Regions from separate parts of the Homo sapiens genome. Here region 1 is linked to region 2. Evidence: read pairs that join two places in POLR2A ChIA-PET (ENCODE). Cell type or tissue: Caco-2. All regions are shown on one strand. Links, peaks and the distances in the headings refer to the core of each region. The heading gives the core; the rest is flanking DNA.

Region 1 (12,028 bases), core at 1,386-9,385, 300 kb after region 2:
TTTGCTTTATGGACTAACAGTTGGTTGTTAGCACCCTCAGATGACCCTCATCTAGTGCACCCTTCAGAGAATCAGTTGGCCATGAAAGACTCTATGTGGGAATGTAGACCAGATACTTTTGAAACCCCAATTCTGCAGTGTAAATCAAGCACATAAAACTAACAGCCTTGTCCTTTAAGTCTAGAATTCTTTCTCTCTCTCTCTTTTTTTTTTTTGGAAACAGAGTCTCTGTCACTCAGCTGGAATGCAGTGGCATGATCTCGGCTCACTGCAGCCTCTGCCTCCCAGGTTCAAGTGATTCTCTTGCCTCAGCCTCCCCAGTAGCTGGGATCACAGGCATGCACCACCATGTCCAGCTTTTTTTTTTTTTTTTTTTTCTTCAGTATTTGTAGTAGACATGGGTTTTCACCATGTTGGCCAGGCTGGTATTGAACTCAATATCTTAAGCGATCCACCTGCTTTGGCTTCCCAAAGCTCTGAGCGTACAGGTATGAGACACCGTGCCTGGCCTAGAGTTCCCTCTTAAAGGCAGAGTTTCTAAATGCAGAAAACTTTGAGTAGGTATCAATTATGGTAGCAAAAGAGGGAAATTTAAGAATCTGCCATAAATTCCATGCAAGTCCTGGACTGAAAATTTTTCAGCTCCCCTTTCCCAATCCCCCAAACCAAAAATAACAGCAATAAAATACTTTAAGAAAATTCATAGGTAAAATTTTGGAAGTAAAAGTCTGAAGGTGGTTTGCCTTGGAGCGGATTTCTTTCTTTGAGTTTGCAGCTGGTGATCAGCTTTCCACCAAGGTTAAGTGCGACAATTACAGGAAACCTCAAGCTTTCTTGTAATGCAGATGAGAGGGGTCTGCCCTAAGGAGGGTCTGACAATGGGATGGAAGAGTTTTGGAGAGGAGATAAAACAAGTGCTTAGTCCAAGAAAGCCTTTAAATAACAAGCGATAAACACCCAATCAAGTGTAATCCTCCAACCCTAAAGTGGCTAATAATAATAACAATAGCTAACGCTGATTGAGAGCTTCTAGCTCCGCGGGGCTAGAAGCTGGGCTCTTTTATTAACTGAATTCTCAAAATATTCTCATTGTCCATTTAAGGAAATTGAGATCCCACCAATCACACCACCTCCCGGTATTTATGTCTTACATTTAAATGTATACGTGATTTCTTTGGGGGCCCTATGAAATGTTTTTATTTTTAATTTATTTTTTGCGACGGAGTCTCACTCTGTTGCCAGGCTGTAGTGCAGTGGCACGATCTCGGCTCACTGCAACCTCCAACACCCGGGTTCAAGCGATTCTCTTGCGCAGCCTCCCAGGTAGCTGGGATTACAGGCGCGCGCCGGCGTGCCCGGCTAATTTTTGTATTTTGAGTAGAGACCGGGTTTTGCCATGTTGGCTAGGATGGTCTCCAACTCCTAACCTCAGGTGATCCGCCCGCCTCGGCCTCCCAGAATGCTGGGACTACAGGCGTGAGCCACCGCGCCCTTCCGGGCCCTATGAGACTTTTTACCCTTTGGGTGGGCTGATAGAGCGGGAGAGGGGAAGCCAGAGTGGGTGTGGGTGTTCCTCGCAGGGCCCCGCGGGGTCACCTATGCCCAACTCATTCCCAAGTGGGCTCCGAGGCAGGCGCTGTTAGGTCTCCTGGGACTGAAGCCACCTGCAGGGTGGTCTGGAGCAAGTCTCCCAACCTCTGTAGACAGGCGGGCCCTCCGGGAGCTTCCGGTCTGGTTAGGAGCCACATGGATGTAAGAATCCGAGAAATGAACACCGGTGCTGTGCTGGGAGGCTGAAATGTTGGAGACTAGACCTGGGCAGGGAGGTCAGGGACGGTCCCCCAAGGAAGTCACCTTGGGTGAGATCTGAGTGACCGGCAGCAGTGAGCCAGGCGAGGAGGAAGGGAAGTGCAGCCCTGGGAACAGGATGGTGGCTAGGCCAGAAGGTTGAGCCGGCTGGGGCATGGCCGGAACGGGAGCGAGGCAGTTCCCCCCGGGGCCTCGCAGACCTTGCAGAGAGCAAAGGTAACCCATCCAAAGGTTTTGAGCAGGAGGTGACTATGGAACCACCCGGAACCACTCAGATAAGCTGTTTCCCTGTCCCTGGCAGCTAGGATCCTAGGATCAGTTTGGATTCTGATTCTTCTCTAATGGCTCTGCCCTGTCTCTCCACTGTTCCCATCGACTCATTTGTTGAATGGCATTATTGAAATATTTGTTGAAGGTCGGGCGCGGTGGCTCACGTCTGTAATTCCAGCACTTTGGGAGGCTGAGGTGGGCGGATCACGAGGTCAGGAGTTCGAGACCAGCCTAACCAACATAGTGAAACCCCGTCTCTACTAAAAATAGAAAAAAGCTGGGTGTGGTGGAGGGCGCCTGTAATCCCAGCTACTCGGGAGGCTGAGGCAGGAGAATTGCTTGAACCTAGGAGGCAGAGGTTGTGGTAAGCCAAGATTGCGCCACTGTGCTCTAGCATGGGCGACACAGCTAGACTCCTCAAAAAAAAAAAAAAAAAAAAAAAGAAAAAATTTAAATATATATTTGTTGAGTGTCTGCTTTGCTACATACTCAGGAGTGGTGTTTTAGGAAGAAAACAAAAATGACAATGTGGCCCACGAACATTTTCAGGATTTCAGAGACTATTTTCAGAAAACAAGTGTCTGGGGTGTTACTTACATGAAAGAAATTTGGAATATTAAATTGTATGGTAACTAATCAGAGGCAGAAATATTTTTTTCGAGGAGTTATCTGTATGGCACTAGAATTCCAGCGTTGGAATTTGTCCAGAGAGGGGCTGCTGCACCAAGTCTTGTAGCCATTTTGCAATCTCTGCTGCAGAAAGGGAAGGACCAGGTTTTCCAAACTTCACTCCAATTCTCAAAAGCTGGTCTTAGTTTCATGGGATTCCTCTTTTCCTTCTAGCTTCAACAGTCTAAATATTGTTGCATTGGGGATAGATAAGATTTACCCTCATGAAAATGCCAAATTAGCTGACCCTGGGATCACTGCCCATGAGTTAGCCCTGTTCTGCAAGGAGCAGTACTGTAAAACAAAACAAAAGAGCCAAATTAACTACGATCAAACCTTTGTATCCGCTGTTCTGCAACCACGGATTCAACCAACCTCCCATCAAAAATATTCAGAAAGAAAACAATAACAATGCAACAGTAAAGATACAAATAAACCCCAATACAATGTAACTATTTACATAGCATTTGTATTGTTAGTAATCTAGAGATTATTAAAAAGTATAGGGGAGGATGTTTATAGGTTATATGTAAACATGTCATTTTACATTAAGAACTTGAACATCTGTGGATTTTGGTATGGGAGAGGGGGTGCTGAAACAAATCTCTCAGATAGGGAGAGATGACTGTAATATTTCATTGTACCACTATAAAAGGAGAAGAAAATGTGCAACATAGGGCTCCTAGCCTAAACTTCTTTCACAGGCATGGGAATTTAATGGGGACAAGTAGGGCAAAAGAAACAGGAGTATTAGGGCAAAAGAAAATAGGGCTTGGGGTCTGTGGGAGGGAAAAGAACTAAAAAGAGGAACAGATAGACAATTTATCTCTTTTTGAAGCTTTAGTAAATTTTGATGAGAAGAGTCCCAGACCCATCTGTCTTTTAAAGAATACAGATAATCAAGTGCTGGGGTCAGGGGCTATCCCATGTTCAGGATGGTGATTTTGTGGGTGGGGTAGGCTGGCAGAGCCTACTGACATCTGGGTGATGAGAAGATGTTGGTTGGTTAGGATGGCACTTCTCACTCAAGCCCTATAACTTGATTTTCCAAGATTAATGATTACTTAGGATTATTTGATTTACCCCCCTACCCCCAGGTTCCTGTTGTAAACTAAAAATAAAATTGTGGCTCACATCTGTAATCTCAGCACTTTGGGAGGCCAAGGTGGAAGGATTGCTTGAGGCCACGAGTTCTAGACCAGCCTGGGCAGCATAGCAAGACGCGATCTCTACAAAAATTAAGAAATTAGCTGGGTGTGGTGGAACATGCCTGTAGTACCAGCTGCTCAGGAAAGCTGAGATAGGTGGGAGGATTGCTTGAGCCCGGGAGTTGGAAGCTGGCAGTCAGCTCTGATTGTACCACTGCACTCCAGCCTGGGTGATGGAGCAAGAGCCTGTCTCTAAAAAATAAATTAAAAAATAAATTAAAAATGTAAATGTAAGAACTGGTAGAAAAGGCTGGGCGCAGTGGCTCACGCCTGTAATCCCACCACTTTGGGAGGTCGAGGCAGGCAGATCACAAGGTCAGGAGATCGAGACCATCCTGGCTAACACGGTGAAAGCCCTTCTCTACTAAAAATACAAAAAACTAGCCTGGCGTGGTGGCGGGCACCTGTAGTCCCAGCTACTCGGGAGGCTGAGGCAGGAGAATGGCATGAACCCGGGAGGCGGAGCTTGCAGTGAGCTGAGATGGCGCCACTGCACTCCAGCCTGGATGACAATGCAAGACTCTGTCTCAAAAAAAAAAAAAAAAACCTGGTAGAAAAAAATATTTAAATAATAAATTATATAATCAGGCTTCTGTAAACCCAACATCAAAGGCAGAAATCATAAATCAAAATAATACTAGATCAGGGAGCTAAAAAAATTGGAAAGTCCCATTCTTTTTTTATATTTTTAATGTTTTTGAGATGGAGTCTCACTCTGCTGCCCAGGCTGGAGGGCAGTGGCACAATCTCAGCTCACAGCAACCTCCACCTCCCAGTTCAAGCGATTCTCCTGCCTCAGCCTCCTGAGTAGCTGGGATTACAGGTGTGTGTCATCACGCCCAGCTAATTTTTGTATTTTTAGTAGAGGTGGGGTTTCACCATGTTGGCCAGGTTGGTCTCGAACTCCTGACCTCCGGCAATCTGCCTACCTTAGCCTCTCAAAGTGCTGAGATTATAGGTGTAAGCCACCGTGCCTGGCCTCTATTCTTTTAAAAAAGTCAAAATGAGGTGGGGTGAGGGGCAAATCAGCAATATAAGGACGAGCAAGTGGCTAATACATGAGTAGTTAAATAATTCTCACAAATCAGTAAGTAGGCCCAGCGAGGTGGCTCACGTCTGTAATCCCCAGCACTTTGGGAGGCTGAGGCAGGCGGATCACCTGAAGTCAGGAGTTCGAGACCAGCCTGACCAACATGGAGAAACCCCCCTCTCTACTAAAAAATACAAAATTAGCCGGGCATGGTGGCACATGCCTGTAATCCCAGCTACTTGGGAGGCTGAGGCAGGAGAATTGCTTGAACCCAGGAGGCAGAGGTTGCGGTGAGCTGAGATAGCGCCATTGCACTCCAGCCAGGGCAACAAGAGCAAAACTCCATCTCAAAAAAATTCAGGAAGTATATCTTTTTTCTTTTTTTTTTTTTCTTCAGAATCTTGCTCTGTCATCCAGGCTGGAGTGCAGTGGCTCAGTCTTGGCTCACTGCAACCTCCCTGTCTCCTGGTTCAAGTGATTCTCCTGCCTCAGTCTCCTGAGTAGCTGAGACTACAGGCACATGTCACCACACCCAACTAATTTTTGTATTTTTAGTAGAGACAGAGTTTTACCATGTTGGCCAGGCTGGTCTCAAATTCCTGACTTCAGCTAATCTGCCCACCTTGGCCTCCCAAAATGTTGGGATTACAGGCGTTGAGCCACCGCGCTCATCCTCAGTAAGTATATCATAACAGAACAATCAGCAAATGAAGAAATGCAAATAACCCACATGCTTCTGAGAGAAAGTATTCAGCCTCTAGCTTAGAAATGTACACCGACACAATTAAATGCATTTTTTCACCTGTGAGTTTGGCAGACATTTAAACCAATGCCATTTGGAAAAAGTTCCTGATATTCTGCATCTCAACACTACAATTCAAGATAACTTCTAGGAGACCAAGCACCGTGGTTCACGCCTGTAATCTCAGCACTTTCGGAGGCCGGGGAGAGCGGATCACTTGAGGTCTGGAGTTCAAGACCAGCCTGGCCAATATGGCAAAACCCCATCTCTACTAAAAATATGAAAATTAGCCAGGTGTGGTGGTGTATGCCTGTAGTCCCAGCTACTCGGGAGCCTGAGGCAGGAGAATCAGTTGAACCTGGGAAATGGGAGGTTGCAATGAGCTGAGATAATGAAAAAAACAAACAAACAAAAAAAAACAAAGACAAAAACAAAACGCCCAAAAAAACCAACCTTCTAGGAATTGTTTTATAAAGAATGTCCTTTGCAGCCTTATTTGTAATGGCTATCATATTTTGGTTTGAACATTTGGGAGGCTGAGGGCTAAAGCTAGGGCTGGTTCTCAGCCCACATGGTTCTGAAGGTCCCATTTCTAGTTTCTGAAGTGGTTCCTTTTTGTTCAAATACTTGTTGCATGGCCTAGGGGTGCTGCGTGTGAAAGAAAAAAATGTAGTTCACAGATCTCTGGGTTAGAGAGAAGGGCCAGGAGTGTGGGGAACTTTTTGAGGTAATTCTTGTTTCTTTAATTTTTACTCCAAAGAGAAACTTTTTAGTCTTTTGAATTCAGATATGATTATCTACCAGCAAGTCATTTGGTAATGTAAATAGGATTGAGGGGTCATGTCCTTCATGCAAAACTTCAGTATGTCCTGAAGAAGGGAAATTAGTTGTTTTATTTAACTAAAAGCAAGCTTACTAATTTTGAATTATTTTCTTTAACAGTAAGCATAATTTTTTAAGATAATGTCATAAGATGAATGAAGGAGGATTAGGGTGCAGTGAGAGAAGGCATCTGTCTAACATCTTGAAGGCTTTATCATCAACAAAAGATGAACTATTCTGTGATATTTTAGAAGGCAAAATAAGTTCTAGTGTTTGGAAGTTTGTGGATGCAGATTCTGGCTCAATGTGGAGAACTTTCTGACACAGCAGTTTAACAAATGTAATCTTGTGTGCAGGATATAAAGGGAGATACCACCTACTTGCATTTTTAAGGGGCTTTAGCTTAAAAGTGCCAAATATAGTTAGTACAAAAATTAGTGCAAAAATACAGTGAGTACAAAATTCCTCATGATTAGTCATAGCTAGATATTTCTCTAAAAGTTGAACATGATATGAATTAATTTGCCTGCATTTAATGCCTAGGTTTTGGAATAATATATATCTCCAACAGTCAGCTGTAGTGCCAGACCCCTATTAACTTCAGTAAGGATGGCACCAGGTTCAAGAAGTCAAAGAAGAGACCTGGAGCCAGTGGAGGAGACATAGGGTTTTATTAGGGGGAACTTATAGACAGGGACAGTCCAGTGACAGTGGACTGGACAGGAGAACAACAACCATTTGCAAAAAGCATGCCGTTTATATAGCTTCTTCATTTAGCACCCACCTGGCAGCAAGTGCTACATGGCAACTTTCATTTCTTAAGTTACTGCTCTCAGGTTTGTCTGCCATACAACATATATCACAGTTATTGCTTTCAGGTGCATCTATCATCTATCAGCCCAGTGGGATATTCACACTTTGGGTAGCTGAAAGGAATTCTCGCTGATCTTTGGATCAGTTAAATTTATATACAGTGGGCCAGGTGCGGTGGCTCATGCCTGTAATCCCAGCACTTTGGGAGGCCAAGGCGGGCGGATCACCTGAGGTTGGGAGTTCGAGACCAGCCTGCCTAACATGGCAAAACCCCATCTCTACTAAAAATACAAAAAATTAGCCAGGTGTGGTGGCGGGCACCTGTAATCCCAGCTACTTGGGAGGCGGAGGTTGCAGTGAGCTGAGATCATGCCATTCCACTCCAGCCTGGGTGACAAGAGCAAAACTCCATCTCAACAATAACAACAACAACAATTTGTATACAGTGAAACTCCAGTGTGTGTATGTATGTGTGGGAAACATTCTTATTCTTGGCAAGATATATAAGAAAATTTATTGTATTGGCAGATTGGATGAGGAGTTAACACGTGAAGATGGTCTTCCCTTCATTCCATATGATATTGAGTCCCTCCTTATGCCCACATATTTGAATATGGATTGCTATGGTAAGGTCTGAAAGATCAAACATCTACACTTACCGTAGCGCAGCATCAGCTCCCTTCCCTTCCCTTCCCTTCCCTTCCCTTCCCTTCCCTTCCCTTCCCTTCCCTTCCCTCCCCTCCCCTCCCCTCCCCTTCCCTCTCTTTTCCGTTCTTTCTTGCTTGCTTGCTTGCTTTCTCTCTCTCTCTTTCTTTTTCTTTTTTTCTTTTTTTTTTTTGACGGAGTTTTGCCCTTTTGCCCAGGCTGGAGTCAAGTGGTGTGATCTTGGCTCACTGCAAGCTCTGCCTCCTGGGTTCAAGTGATCTCCTGCCTCAGTCTCCTGAGTAGCTGGGATTATAGGCACCCGCCACCATGCCCGGCTAACTTTTGTATTTTTAGTAGAGATGGGGTTTTACCATGTTGGCCAGGCTGGTCTCGACCTCCTGACCTCAGGTGATACACCCACCTCAGCCTCCCAAAGTGCTAGGATTACAGATGTGAGCCACCGTACCCGGCTTTTTTTTTTTTTTTTTTTTTTTTGGTGAGACAGAGTCTCACTCTGTCCCCAGGCTGGAGTGCAGTGGCAAGATCTCAGCTCACCGCAACCCCTGCCTCCTGGATTCAAGCGATTCTCCTGCCTCAGCCTCGTGAGTAGTTGGGACTAGGCATAGGTTGCCAGGCCCAGCTAATTTTTGTATTTTTAGTAGAGATGGGGTTTCACCATGCTGGCCAGGCTGGTGTCAAACTCCTTACCTCAAATGATCTGCCTGCTTTGGCCTCCCAAAGTCCTGGGATTACAGGTGTGAGCCTCTGAGTCTGGCCTAGCATTCACTCTTAAAGTCAAATGTGCAATAATAGTAATTGCTAACCATGTTCCTCTATAGCTGTACAATTAACTAAGCACTTCCTCTTCCATGTCTCCATTAATAGACACAACATCACTATTGTTATGCCCATTTTATCAGTGAGAAAACTGAAGTTGAGGAAGTTAAGGGTCCTAATACCGTCATTCTCAAAGTGGCCCCTTGACCAGCATCATCTGAGGACTTGTTAGAAACACAGATTCTCAGGCCAGGCATGGTGGCTCCCACCTGTAATCCCAGCACTTTGGAAAGACCTCACTTGAGGTTAGGAGTTAGAGACCAGCTTGGTCAACATGGTGAAACCCTGTCTCTACCACAAATAAAAAAATTTGCCAGGCATGGTAGCAGGCACCTATAATCTCAGCTACTCAGGAGGCTGAGGCAGGAGAATTGCTTGAACCTGGGAGGCAGAGGCTGCAGTGAGGCAGATTGCTCCACTTCACTCCAGCCAGGCAACAGAGTGAGACAACGTCTCAAAAACAAAACAAAACAAAACAAAAAAACAAAAATTCAGATTCTCAGATCCACCTCAGACCTACTGAGTCAGAAATTCTTGGGTGGGTCCTAGTAACCCATGGTTTAACAGGTCCTCCAGGTGATTCTGATGCACACTAAAGATTGAGAGCCACTGGCTTAAAAATAAGTGAATTCAGTTAATGTGACTCTTGCCTCCTTTCTACCTTGGAGGTTAAGAGAACACAAGAAGTGTTCTACATTCATCAGCATAGGTCTTGTTTTTTTTTTTTTTTTTGAGACAAGGTCTTACCCTGTCGCCCAGGCTGGAGTGCAGTAGCTTGGTGTCGGCTCACTGCAACCTCTGCCTTCCAGGTTCAAGCGATTCTTCTGCCTCAGCCTCCCTAGTAGCTGGGATTACAGGCACCCACCACCACGCCCAGCTAAGTTTTGTATTTTTAGTAGAGATGGGGTTTCACCATGTTGGGCAGGCTGGTCTTGAACTCCTGACCTCAGGTGATCCACCTGCCTTGGCCTCCCAAAGTGCTGGGATTATGTGCTTGAGCCACCGCACCTGCCCAGGTCTTGTTTAAATGATACAAACATGAATCTAATAAGGAAAAGAATTGCTCTGGGTTGTGTTTGTGGAGAAGGGGAGCTTTCTTTGCTTGTTCTATCTACAAGGAAGTGGCTGAGCATTATGAAAACTTAGTAGCTGTATGTCCTTAGATACACTCTTTGTGTTTTTGTTTCTCCATCTGAAAATAAGGGTAATAATTGTAGTACCTCCTGAAGTTGTGAAGATCAAAGGAGTTAATATGTTAAAGGCTTAGAAAGGCATCTGGCAGGTGGTTAAGCACTCAAACACAGTCATGCACTGCCGTGTAAGGATGATTCAGTCAATGATGGAATGCATACAATTGCCTACAGTATTCAGTATGATAACATGCTGTAAAGGTTTGTAGACTAGGAGCAATAGGCTACACCGTATAGACTGGGTTGTAGCAGTTTATACCATCTAAGTTTATGTTAGTATACTCTATGATGTTCACAAAATTACAAAATGGCCTAGTGACACGTTAAACAAGTTTTGTTTTTGTATCTAATAGGTATTACCAGTGTAACTAGTTTTTATTGAGTTGGATTTGGCTCAGTGCATGCAAAAAAACAAAACAAAACAAAACAAATCTCACTATTCACCATTCAATTTGCTCAGTCAAATTACTCTTCCACATCTCCTAAATGAAATCTCAACGAGGTTTCACAGCCTTTTTTGTGTGTGTGTGTAGGGGTAGGGGGTGTGGGGTTCACTTTCAGAAACGAAAATGTCCAGCACAGTTTCATATCAGCCAGGGGATAGAGGGCATCATAAATGACCACTCAATCTGAGGTCTCTTCACTCTTGATGGTAACCTGCTGTTAGAGGGCCCTGGTAGAGGGATCTCTGAAGACCTCCTAAGAGGACTGCAAAAGCTGGAGTGGATGTATGCTCTCCTTGGAATTCTTTGGGCTGACTTCTTCTCAGGATGACTCACGCTGGCTCTCTTCTCTAGGCCATGCACTTTTGCCCACCGGCAGGGGAAGCACCGCCTATTCCACTCTAGTCACCTCCCCTTGCTTTGCCACTGGGGCAGCTGGCCAGCCTTTTGCCTGTAGACTATTTCAGGTATCAGCTATTTACTAGACTCTGTGATCCATCAATTCTAGAGGACACAGAACAAAATATCTTGGTAGTTCTGAAGACCCCTCTCTTAGCTTGGGAGGAGGTTGGGGAAGTATCCCTTGCCTCTCTCATGGGAGTGAACACAATCTTTCTAAAGAAATCCTTACTGTCTCATTAAAATTTTAGCCTTCTGTACATAGACTGGAGTTGGGTGATGGGCTAATGCTGGTAGAGCTGGATTTTTGCCAAGCAAGCCCTTTGCAAGCCCTCCATCGATGCTCTAGCTTCCTCTAATAGAATGTGTGGGTATTTGGATCTATTTTTCTTAGATTTGGGGCCTCAGGCTAAACTACAAAGAGCTCTATTTTAACATTCTATTACAGGGCTTTTATAGGAATATTTTTTATTGTTATTTGGTACTTTGTAGATATTACTAAGATCTTTTACTGTCCCAGAGGATTTTGTGTATGGAGAGGAATATTGGCTATTTGTACTTTACTTCATCCCCAATTTACTATTATAAATCCTTTAATTTGTGCCTGCCAGGGGGAGACATGGTAAGTCATCATTTTAAAAATGTTAGCTTTTTTTTTTTTTTCGAGACAGTTTCGCTCTTGTTGCCCAGGCTGGAGTACAATGATGCGATCCCAGCTCACTGCAACCTCCGCCTCCCGGGTTCAAGCGATTGTCCTGCCTCAGCCTCCTAAGTAGCTGGGAATTCAGACATGAGCCACCACACTGGGCTAATTTTTTTTTTGTTTTTGAGACGAAGTTTCGCTCTGTCACCCAGGCTGGAGTGCAATGGCGTGATATCGACTCACTGCAACCTCTGCCTCCTGGGTTCAAGCGATTCTCCTGCCTCAGCCTTCTGAGTAGCTGGGATTACAGACACCCGCCACCATGCCTGGCTAATATTTGTATTTTTAGTAGAGATGGGGTTTCACCATGTTTGTCAGGCTGGTCTCAAACTCCTGACCCCAAGTGATCCACCTGCCTCAGCTTCCCAAAGTGCTGGGATTATAGGTGTGAGCCATCGTGGCCAGCCAAAAATGATAGCTTTTCTAACAGATATGTACGGGTATCTAG
Region 2 (11,849 bases), core at 1-8,000:
TAGTCCCAGCTACTCGGGAGGCTGAGGCAGGAGAATTGCTTGAACCTGGAAGATGGAGGTTGCAGTGAGCTGAGATTGTGCCACTGCACTCCAGCCTGGGAGACAGAGAAAGACTCCATCTCCAAAAAAAAAAAAAATTATATATTATTTTATGTTATTAAACTTAATACCCACTATCCCACTCAATAGTGTTAGTTCTTAGAGTTACTACAATACATAATCTAGATACTGCAGATCATTTAGAATGTCCTGCTCTCCCTATGTTTATCTGTCTCATTTCCATACCTCTGTACATGCTGCTGCTTTTGCTTGGATTGTTCCATCTGTCCCTACTGGTGACTTCCTGCTCCTTGAAGAGACTTCTCCAAGAGGCCTTCTCTGACTGTCTCCACTGTCCCCTCCATCAGATTAATGTGCCTCTTTTGTTCCTTTTTATATATACGTACATAGTACTTTGTCTTATTGGCATAACTTTCTCCAGATAAAAAGGAGGAAGAAATCCTTTTTACTAAGTGCCTGCTATAATGTCTTGCAGTATTTCATTTAATCCCCATGCAGCCCAGTGGGTAGATGGTGGTCTCTACATATTATAGCTAAGAAACCTGAGAATGAAAACTAGTAAGTAATTTCTACAAAAGCACACAGCCAGTGAAAAATCAGAAACAGATTCATTCCCAGGTCCCACTCTAAATTAGCCTGTGTACTTTCAGTTACACCCACACACATTCCTAAGTTTAAAACACATTTTAGAAGCTGATGTTTGTTTTTGATGGGTGCCATGTTCCTTATGCAAGCATGATTTTGCTTTGAACTTGATGCTCAATGGATGTTCTCTCTCTTGGTCATGCAAGCATGCTTTTGTTGGATCAATTTCAAAGAATATTCACATTCCCAGGCATGTTTTTCTTTACTGCTATACCTTCTTGAAATAAAAATTTTCTGATTGAATATATTTGTAATCAGCAACCATTTTATTAGCTAGTAATTGTTTATTTTTAATATTTCTTAGAATCTCATAGTAATATACTTTGTGACACCTGAGTTGGCTTTTTATTTTCTTTTTTTTTTGAGACGAAGTCTCGCTCTTGTCCCCCAGGCTGGAGTGCGATGGCGTGATCTCGGCTCACTGCAACCTCCACCTCCCAGGTTCAAGCGAGTCTCCTGCCTCAACCTCCCGAGTAGCTGGGATTACAAGTGCCTGCCACCACGCCCGGCTAATTTTTGTATTTTTAGTAGAGACGGGGTTTCACCTTGTTGGCCAGGCTGGTCTACAAACTCCTGACCTCAGGTGATCCACCCGCTTCGTCCTCCCAAAGTGCTGGGATTACAGGCGTGAGCCACCGTGCCTGGCCGCTTTTTATTTTCTAATTACTGACTATGCATCCAAAAGTTAAAGTTGCCTGATCTATAACTTGTAGGTCAGATTTCCAAGTAATACCACGAGTAATTTGAAATCATTTTACTTACCTTTCTTTCATTTCTCAACATTCTAGCCCCTTGTAATTCACATGATAAGGTATATCATAGTCCCAATAAAGCATCACTTAGGGAAAACTAATAATGTACAGTAAAATAAGATAACTGCAAATAAGGATAGAATGAAGTAATAACATTACAAATTACAGTAGCATAAAATAGAGTTTTTTAGAGTAAGAGAATTACTAATAACTTCATCCCTCCCCTTCACTTACTCCCACATCTAACATTTGGGCAAGGCCTGTTAATTCTGCCTTTAAACATCTCAGATCTGCCCATTTTTCTTCACTGCTGCTTTCACTGTAGTTTAAGCCACCTTCATCTCTTAGCTGGAAAGCTACAGTAGTCCTTTAAGTGATCTCCCTGACTGTACATTCCTTACACCCTTCACACTTCTCCTTTCTATAGTCTCCATGCAGGGTCCAGATGAGCTCTTTAAACCATCAACCAGATAAGCTTTTTAAACCATAAATCACATCTCATCACTCCTTTGCTGAAATAGGTAATGATCTTTTTAAATGCTGCATTGACAAAACAGACATAGTACATAAATCTGGGTTTTTCTTGCTCCAAATTGCTCAAAGTAACACATTTTAATGCACACATTTAGCTAGATTTTTGAGTCCCCCATCCAGACTTCTAGGTAATATCACCTGACACAGAGCAATGATAAAGAAAACATGTTCTGCTGGGCACAGTGGCTCACGTCTATAATTCCAGTGCTTTGGGAGGCTGAGATGGGAGGATTGCTTGAGGCCAAAAGTTCAAGACCAGCCTGGGCAAAATAGTGAGACCCCGACTCTACAAGTAAAAATTTAAAAATTAGTCAGATATGCTGCCATATGCCTTTAGTCCCAGCTACTCAAGAGGCTGAGGTGAGAGGATCACTTGAGTCCAGGGGTTCGAGGTTACAGAAAGTTATGATCACCCACTGTACTCCAGCTTGGGCAACAGAGCAAGACCCTGTCTCTAAAAAAAAAAAGAAAGAAAAAAGAAAATGTGTTTTTTTACAAAACATGCCTCACAATATCCAAACCGTCATTAACTGGACAACTGCCCATTTGGTTGCAGCAGAAAGCAAATTCGCCTAGATTCTAGTAATAGAGACAATGTGAATAGAACTTTAGAAATTCAGTTCTTACAGATCTGGATCTAACTATGGTAGTGGTACCATAAATTTCATAGCTGTACCCCTGAAGAAAGGATTTAAGAATGCCAAATGAAAAGTTTCCTGTTAAAAGAAGTTAATCTTACACAGGGAAAAAAAAATAATAGCAGTTGTTAAACATAGGAGGGCATACAGAAAAGTGAGTTGGATCATAATATATTAATATAAACCTAAGTATAGTTGTGCATATTCATTAATGTTTCAGTCTAAATCAGTTCATCTGAGCCAGTATCAAGACTTTTGTATTCTGTAAAATATATTCTCTCCTTTGATGCTAGGTTAATGAAAACACCAGGATTCTTAAGTAGGGGAAAAACATACACACATTTATATGATGTTGATGTGTCATTACCAAATAAAAGCACACATATTTTCATTTAATTTTAATATGTCATTGCTTAATGAAATACATGTTTATATCTTTAAAGAGGTATTTATCAGCCACTCAGAGTTTACTAAACTTAAAGATGTTCAGACTCTGGATTAGCTAATTTCTCTTTGTTACTAAGAGGTTGATTATCCTTAGTCAGCATCCTGAATCCTATCCCTCTCCAATTCTGCAACTCAATAAAAGAAGAAAAAAGAGAAACTATGCATAAGCCCACAGTTAGAGTAATAAATAGGTCAAACTCCTCCTCTCACATGATCCTTTTATTGGTTCCTCCAACCTACTCTGCATTCTTTTTTTTTTTTTTTTTTTTTTTGAGACGGAGTCTCTGTCTCTGTCGCCCAGGCTGGAGTGCAGTGGCGCGATCTCCTCTCGCTGCAAGCTCCGCCTCCCGGGTTCACGCCATTCTCCTGCCTCAGCCTCCCGAGTAGCTGGGACTACAGGCGCCCGCGACCACGCCCGGCTAATTTTTTGTATTTTTAGTAGAGACGGGGTTTCACCGAGTTAGCCAGGATGGTCTCGATCTCCTGACCTCAGGTGATCCGCCCGCCTCGGCTTCCCAAAGTGCTGGGATTACAGGCGTGAGCCACTGTGCCCGGCATCCTTTTTTTTTAATCATGGTGGTACATTCACTGATTTCCCTTTTTACTGTGAGCCCTTTACGCTTGATAACTACTGAGCAACTGTCACAGATGCTGCAACTGTCATAGGTTCTGCAAGTTTGCTTCTAGATTCTTAAATGCATTTAGTTTACGATGGCTTTAAGTATTAATCATGGCTTCTGATTCAAACCCAGCCTTTGAGGATACTCTTCGAGGTAAGAAATTTATCAAGAGAAATTTCATGCCCTACCCTTGGCAGTAAATTTTTTTTGCTATGCTACATTTAACAATGAGATGGCTACTAACTCATAATCAGTAATATATCATGTCATTGTAAGTACTCAAGTACTTATTGACCATGTTTCAGATAGTTTTTCAGAAATAGTAATGCCATTAAACCTCCTTACCTGCTTTTCTCATGCCGTATATCTTTGCCAGCTGACAAGGAGTAGGGGTTCAGTTTGAATCTGGAATAGATCTTTTTCTCAGCAAAGGTGATAAAACTACTACCTCCATGTTTTAATGAACTTTTTTATAGTTCAGGCTCTCATGTGTGAAATTTTTACCAAAACTACAGATATGAGAAACAGCTAATCTTTGACAAATGTTTCTTAGATTTGCTTAATCTAAGAATATTCTTTAACATTTTTTCATAATTATTTTTGTACTTTTAAAAAGCAACCTTTTTCATTATTTAGACAATATCATGTAATTAACTTTTTTAATTAAAGCAGCCGGGTATGGTGGCCAATGCCTATAATCACAGCACTTTGGGAGGCTGAGGTGGGTGGATGGCTTGAGCCCAGGAGTTCAAGACCAGCCTAAGCAACATGGCAAAACCCTGTCTCTAAAAATAAAAATTTAAAAATAAATAAAAATTTTCCCCAATCTTTATTTCAGCTCCAGTGTGCTGCTCTGCTCGTTACAACTTAGCAATTTTGGCCTTTTTTGGTTTCTTCATTGTGTATGCATTACGTGTGAATCTGAGTGTTGCGTTAGTGGATATGGTAGATTCAAATACAACTTTAGAAGATAATAGAACTTCCAAGGCGTGTCCAGAGCATTCTGCTCCCATAAAAGTTCATCATAATCAAACGGTAGGTGCTATTTTTTAAGGAAACAATTTTAATTATCCTAAAATACTTGCAAGTAAAAATATTAAAAGGTCTTTTTTCATCCTACAGAAACTATACTTTGTTTGTGTATACTCTGAATCACTTTCTTTTTGTGTTTTCCCAGGAACTGATTGGGCAATAACTTGTAACTATAGCTACTACTGCTATGCCGTAATACACCTTCATCTGTTTGAAAAGTAGTTCTTCCATTCCCTCTATAAACATACCATGCTTAAAGAAAATTTGGAAAAACCTGTTTTATATAACAGAAAATTAAACTGTTTTAAATTTTCTAAATAGCTTTTATAGGAGTATTATTTATAACCCTATATCACTTATAGAGTTACAGCTGCAAGAGAGTTTAGGTAATCTCAGTTGCAAGATGAAAAACAAGAACTGGCCAGTTTCTTAGGACATTCTTTTCTGAATGTACACATGCCCAACCTAAGCCACATAAGTCATTTTGCCTGCCTTATGTTATAGTGGTATTAATAAATGTGTATTCATCATTTGTTTATAATTAAGTTATATATACTTCATTTTATGTTGCTTATCACACGAGGAGATAGTACAGAAAGAAAAGCTAGTATTCTTTTTAGAAGTACATTTGCAGGCTGGGTGCAGTGACTCATGCCTGTAATCCCAGCACTTTAGGAGGCTGAGGCAGGTGGATCACCTGAGGTGAGTAGTTCGAGACCAGCCTGGCCAACACGGTGAAACCCTGTCTTTACTAAAAATACAAAAATTAGCTGGGCGTGGTAGCACACACCTATAATCCCAGCTACTCAGGAGGCTGAGGCAGGAGAATTGCTTGAACCTGGGAGGTGGAGTTTGCAGTGAGCCGAGATCACGCCATTCCACTCCAGCCTGGGCAACAAGAGCAAGACTTCGTCTCAAAAAAATAAATAAATAAAAAATAATAAATTTTTGGCCGGGCGCGGTGGCTCACACCTGTAATCCCAGCACTTTGGGAGGCCGAGGCACATGGATCACGAGGTCAGGAGATCAAGACCATCCTGGCTAACATGGTGAAACCCCATCTCTACTGAAAATACAAAAAATTAGACGGGCGAGGTGGTGGGCGCCTGTGGTCCCAGCTACTCGGGAGGCTGAAGCGGGGGAATGGTGTGAACCCCAAGGGGTGGAGCCTGCAGTGAGCCGAGATCGCGCCACTGCACTCCAGCCTGGGCCACAGCGAGATTCCGTCTCAAAAAAAAAATTTAAAAATAAATAAATAAATAAATAAATAAATTTTCACCCATTTTCAGTGCTCACGAAGATACTAGTTCATACTTAGATGAATCTCCTCTATCATTCACAAGCAGAGCATTCAAGCAGGAAAGAGGGTTTCTCTCTAAACAAAATAAATCTCTCCGAAAATCTTTATATTTGACTTTAATAATGTTGCTGAGTAACATTTGGGTACACATCACTCACTTTCTCCACTCCAACCTGTGACCTTCAGGGACAATACTGCTGGAATGTACATGAAATCCTAGAATTCCACAGATAAACTGCAAATTGGTACCCTAAATAAGGAAAAGTAAGAGTTTGCTTTGTGTCTTTTTCTTTGCAAAGTGCTTTTGTTGACCCTGCTACTTATCTTCATCTGCCTTATATCAGCAGTAGAAAGAAATCCCGGAATGGTTCTTGACATGTTGGCTTTGTTATACAGCTACACTGCATTAAAAATGTCAGATACTCAGATCAGTCACTAAATCTTCATTAGTACCTTGCTGTGTGCTGTTACTAATGAAAACACAGGTTCTATTCACATGAAGTTTGTGGCTTGATTTAAATTCTTGCTCTTTGGAATTGTTCCATGTGCTTGTTTAAGTGCTTCGTCTGAAATGGGGAGATATTATTAATATCTACATTTATGCATGTTAATAGCCAGCACTAAGTGAACACTAACTGTACATCAAGCCTTATTTTATGTGCCTATTTCATTTCCTCTTCCCAGATCACACATTCGGTAAGTAATAGAGCTAGGATTAAAACCAAGCCTGGTTCCCAAAGCCTAGCTCAGCCACTACAGTTTTCTGCTTAATAGCTTTCTGGATTAAGCCTGTGACTCTTTTTTTGGGAGGGGGAGGCAGGGCCGGGGGGGCGGCAGCCTCCCGAGCCATAGTAGGCTCAGAGATACCCAAGCCTTTTTTGTGATTCTTTTGTGAGCCTTCTTGGTCATAGTTATTATAAAGCTTCTGGCAGCTCATCCTGCAGTCTAGTTTTATAAAATTGCAAGCCTTCTTGAAGTTTACGACTGTCAGTTCTTTTTCATTCACTTCTAAATACTGTATATCTATATTGTTATGACTCACCCACCTACTAGAAAGTTTGCATGTTCTTCAGTCCAAAATAGTGGTTCAAAATCTCATTTATATGTACTTACATGCCAGTAAGAGAAAAGAGCTGCTCTGTGAAGGTCTTAAAGGATTGTTTTATTCTTTTCTGATTTTTGTAGGGTAAGAAGTACCAATGGGATGCAGAAACTCAAGGATGGATTCTCGGTTCCTTTTTTTATGGCTACATCATCACACAGATTCCTGGAGGATATGTTGCCAGCAAAATAGGGGGGAAAATGCTGCTAGGATTTGGGATCCTTGGCACTGCTGTCCTCACCCTGTTCACTCCCATTGCTGCAGATTTAGGAGTTGGACCACTCATTGTACTCAGAGCACTAGAAGGACTAGGAGAGGTAATTTTCTTTTCTCTCTTGTTTTACTTCTTACCGTGTGTCTCCTTCTCTTCTTCTTAAAGATGTCATTCTTTGGTATGAATATGAACCAAAAAATAACGTTGGATGATAACAGGGGTTTATTTTTTAGAGAAAGGACTAACTAGAAAATTACCTGAATAGATTTTGTTTGTGGTAAATGAGGTCTCTAGTAGGAGCACCCCGAAATTGGAACCTTTACTCAAAAACCAGAGAAAACTTTTTTCCAAAAGAGACTTCATAGCTCATACTTTAGGAGAGAAGAAAATAAACCATTAATAAATGGTTAAGATAGTCCGGGCGTGGTGGCTCATGCCTGTAATCCCAGCATTTTGGGAGGCCAAGGTAGGTGGATCACTTGAGGTTAGGAGTTTGAGACCAGCCTGGCCAACAGGTGAAACCCCATCTCTACTAAAAATACAAAAATTAGCCGGGCATGGTGGTGCACACCTGTAATTGCAGCTACTCGGGAGGATGAAGTGGGAGAACTGCTTGAACCCGGGAGGCAGAGGTTGCAGTGAGCCAAGATCGCGCCACTGCACTCCAGCCTGGACGACAGCAAGTCTCCATCTCAAAAGAAAAAAAAATGGTTAAGATTGACCATCCTTACCTCTTGTGCTCTTGCCACCGTTAAACTCTGCTCTATCATTGATGCCCAAGTCTGAAGCACATTTTACACAATAGACTGTTGAGTTGCATTTAATTTCTTTTTTATCGCTTATTCTTTTATTTTTTCTGGTCTTGTAACTTAGAGACAAATATTTTATGATTTTATATAACTATCTCAATTTAGTTCTATGATTCTGCTCTTTTTAGAAGTATTATTGATTTTTGCCTCTTTTATTTCCCTCCTCTTAATAGTTTTATCATTTTTTAAAATTTTGATTCTTGTCTTTCTTTTCCTTCCCACTTTTCTTTTGTATTTCATCATGTGTACCCCCATACTTAATAATTTTCACTTTTCCTTTATAACTTCGAACTTCTACCTCTGAAATCCAGGGAATGGTGTATTTTGCTCTCTTGCATTTCTTTAATTCAAGCAAGATAATGGCCACTGGGCTTGGTGTAGAGGATGAAGATTATTTTAAGTAGCAGTGTATCATGCTGTTGGAATGAACACTGGACCAGAGTTTGAATAATAGCTCTATTGTATCTAACAGTGAAACCTTAGGTAAGCTCTAATCTCTAGATCTCAGTCCCATCATTTTTTAAACTGGGACTAAAATACCTTCCCTGTTTTCAGTCACAGATTAGATATAAAATTCATATGTGATAAGGATTGCTAGAATACTTTGGAAATTGCCAGGTACTATTAAAAGATTTTTCATTCATCTGAATGTTTTTATTTTGTTCTTATCAGTAGAGGTCCATTAAGTAAACCCTTCCTGATCACAAAATTAAAATTACTCCTCTATTACCAGGTTCCTGTTCTTCTTGACAAAGTAAAATATACTTAAATCTAGCATATTTTCTCTGATCCTAGTATTCAATCTCCTTGCTGAATGTATTCCCATATTTTACTTCCAGTTTATGCCACTAATTTAACATTACGGCATATTGATCATATTACCACTGTTATCTCAGGTGACATTTTATTTATTCATTTATTTATTTTTTTCTAGTCTTTGAGACGGAGTCTCACTCTGTTGCCCAGGCTGGAGTGCAGTGGCATGATCTCGGCTCACTGCAACCTCCGCTTCCTGAGTTCAAGCAATTCTCCTTCCTCAGCCTCCCAAGTAGGTGGGATTACAGGCATGCGCCACCATGCCTGGCTAATTTTTGTATATTTAGTAGAGGCGGGGTTTCACCATGTTGGCCAGGCTGGTCTCGAACTTCTGGCATCAAGTGATCCACCTGCCTCCGCCTCCCAAAGTGCTGGGATTACAGGCATGAGCCACCGTGTCCAGCCAACAACTAAATAGAATTTAAGTTGTATTTATACTCAGGTTCTCTCGTCCTTCTTCATCCCTTCAATATGTATCACAGGTGCATTTCCTCATTCATAAAGGACACTTAGATTACTATCTTGCATTCCTACCATCTGATTCACCATAAATATACCTACATTGTCCCTAGGTTTTATAATAAAGTTTTCTACAACATAATCTCTGTGGGCATTTCCAAACATCTCAAGTTTTCTTCTATAATGACTCATCCTGTGGATGCTCCATCATATAGATTCTTATTGATTTGCAATGTACCTAAATCATCTTTGCCTTCCATTGGTATTACTTTTTTTTAATTCCTTTTGTTTTTGTTTTTGAAAGAGTCAGCGGAAAGTACAAAGTATTAAAACATTTATTCTTCTCTCCACTAATAATAGCACTAGTTACCATTTATCTTTACAACAATTATGCAACCGCCTTGAAGTTCAGGGAGGTTAACTAATCTTTCTGAAGTGACACAGAGAGTGTCCAAGGAGAGCCGTTCTCTCTCACTGTCCTGTGGTATCTCCTCATTTACCCAGTCTCTATGAAACTCCCTGTTTCCACATCCTGTTAGCTCTCCGTGTCAGTAATTGGCATCTACTAGGCTTGTTATCACAGGAAAAAAAAGAAGAAAGGCTGTAAACATGCTAATTGAATTCATCCTTTTTTTAATAGGACTGTTTTTCTGGTTGATTGTCAGCTTGAATTTTTTTTCAGTATCCCAAAATATTAGCTCAGTATTTTTTAAAGTTATAAGTTAGTAATATTCCCTTTCATTCAGGTGATTAATAAAGTGAATGAGTAAAATTAACCTTGAGCAAGATCCCTTTATGTCCTCACTCAGTACAATTATTTTAGATTTATTGTAACCCTTATCTTGTTGTCTTAAAACCAGTTCCAAAATCCATGAATCTTTGGGGAGTTTTACTTTTTTTTTTTAAGAGATGGTGTCTCACTACGTTACCCAGGCTGATCTCGAACTCCTGGGCTCAAGCAATCCTCCTGCCTTGGCCTCCCAAAGTGCTGGGATTACAGGCATGAGCCACCACACCCAGCCTCAAATTCTGAAAGTACTTCATTATAAGATATTTTCACTTAACACTGTAAAAATTTCTCATTTCATGGAACCTGATTCGTTTGATTCTTATCCAGAAAATGCTTTTGTAGCAAAATACTTAACTTACTTTAAAGCATTAACAAAACTACCTTACATTTCATCAGAAATATCATGTTCCCTTCTCTCAGGGTGTTACATTTCCAGCCATGCATGCCATGTGGTCTTCTTGGGCTCCCCCTCTTGAAAGAAGCAAACTTCTTAGCATTTCATATGCAGGTGAGATAACAATTACCAAATTTTGCTGTAATATGTTATGTATATATCAACCTTTGGGAAAAAGGGCCTGCATACCAGAACGATGCAATGTTGGATTGGATGCCCCTTTGGGGAGAACATTAAGTTTCGGTAGTATAACTTTATTACCAATTTTTCTCTTTGGCTCAACAACTTATAGTAATGCAGCTTAATTGACTAATGTCATTTTCCCCATCTGCCATCATCTATTTCAAAGTATGTTGTGTTTTCAGATATTGGTATAGAGATGCTATTTTTTTTCTTTTTCTGTTTACTTTTTTGGGGGTTTTAAATTTTATTTTTGTTTGTTTAGAGATGCTATTTAAAAAAAAGAAAAAAAAAGGCCAGTAGCTAGAAAATTGAGTGTTTTTGTCCTTAAATTGTGATTTCTGTTTTGATTAACTAATGAATGTATCATGATTCTCAACCCCTCTCTTCATGCATCTTTTTTCTATTGCATCTTTATTTGCCATCATTTTGATCTACAGGTGAGATAACATGAGTTTTATATATGTGAATTATAATTTTATCAGATTGCATAAGAAATTCTAGCCTTTCTTTCATTGACTAAATTAAAATTTTTCCACCGGACTGCTTTTTAAATACAGTAGTTGAGAAAAGGCCTCTCTGTGGTACTTTTAAGCTAAAATCTGAAGGATAAGAACAAACCATTCATGCAGGGAGAAGAGCATTTCAGCCAATCAGAACAGCATGTACGAGGGCACTCAGGCAAGAAATAACATAAGGGTTAAAAGAAGTGGAAAACTACCTTGGATGGCTAGAACTCAGTGAGTAAGGAGGATGATGGCATAAGATGAGGTTAGAGAAAGAGATAAGAGCCGGGTTATATCAGGTCTTACAGGCTACAGGAAAAAATGTAGATTGTTTTTTAAGAGGCATGATTCAATTACATTTTAAGAAGATTATTCTTGCAGCTATGTTGAGATTGACATGAGAAATCTGATGATAGGTTCAAGAACAGGTACTATCTAAGGTTCCCTTTTACCTATTGAATAAATCCCAAACTCCTTGAACTAGGGGCAAGATTCTTTACAGTCTTCACTACTTTGTTGCAGCTAGCCTTATATCTCTGGCAGATAGTGCC

What was found. Peaks named below come from ENCODE experiments on the same cell type or tissue, not always from the same donor. Only the 100,000 strongest peaks of a DNase experiment are listed, where the experiment ranks them.
Region 1: POLR2A ChIA-PET joins it to region 2 with 13 read pairs; 2 of 35 experiments call an interaction of 5 or more read pairs at or near these places.

The regions. Positions count from the first base shown.
Region 1 is chr6:73,338,375-73,350,402 of GRCh38, reverse strand. No RefSeq gene overlaps it. Among named protein-coding and RNA genes, the nearest start is that of DPPA5, 9.9 kb to the left of the region's middle. RefSeq lists enhancers at 405-908, 909-1,413, 1,414-1,917, 1,918-2,422 and a silencer at 5,311-5,511. In Caco-2, for the core only: no CTCF peak of the experiment used is centred there; no DNase peak of the experiment used is centred there.
Region 2 is chr6:73,637,289-73,649,137 of GRCh38, reverse strand. SLC17A5 (solute carrier family 17 member 5) reads left to right here. Exons shown (of 11, transcript NM_012434.5): 2 at 4,535-4,731; 3 at 7,214-7,447; 4 at 10,639-10,726. Among named protein-coding and RNA genes, the nearest start is that of SLC17A5, 11 kb to the left of the region's middle. RefSeq lists enhancers at 4,289-4,458, 5,422-5,591, 6,201-6,370, 6,700-6,869, 7,108-7,277 and 1 more. In Caco-2, for the core only: no CTCF peak of the experiment used is centred there; a DNase peak (open chromatin) is centred at 3,407; H3K4me3 peaks cover 806 bases.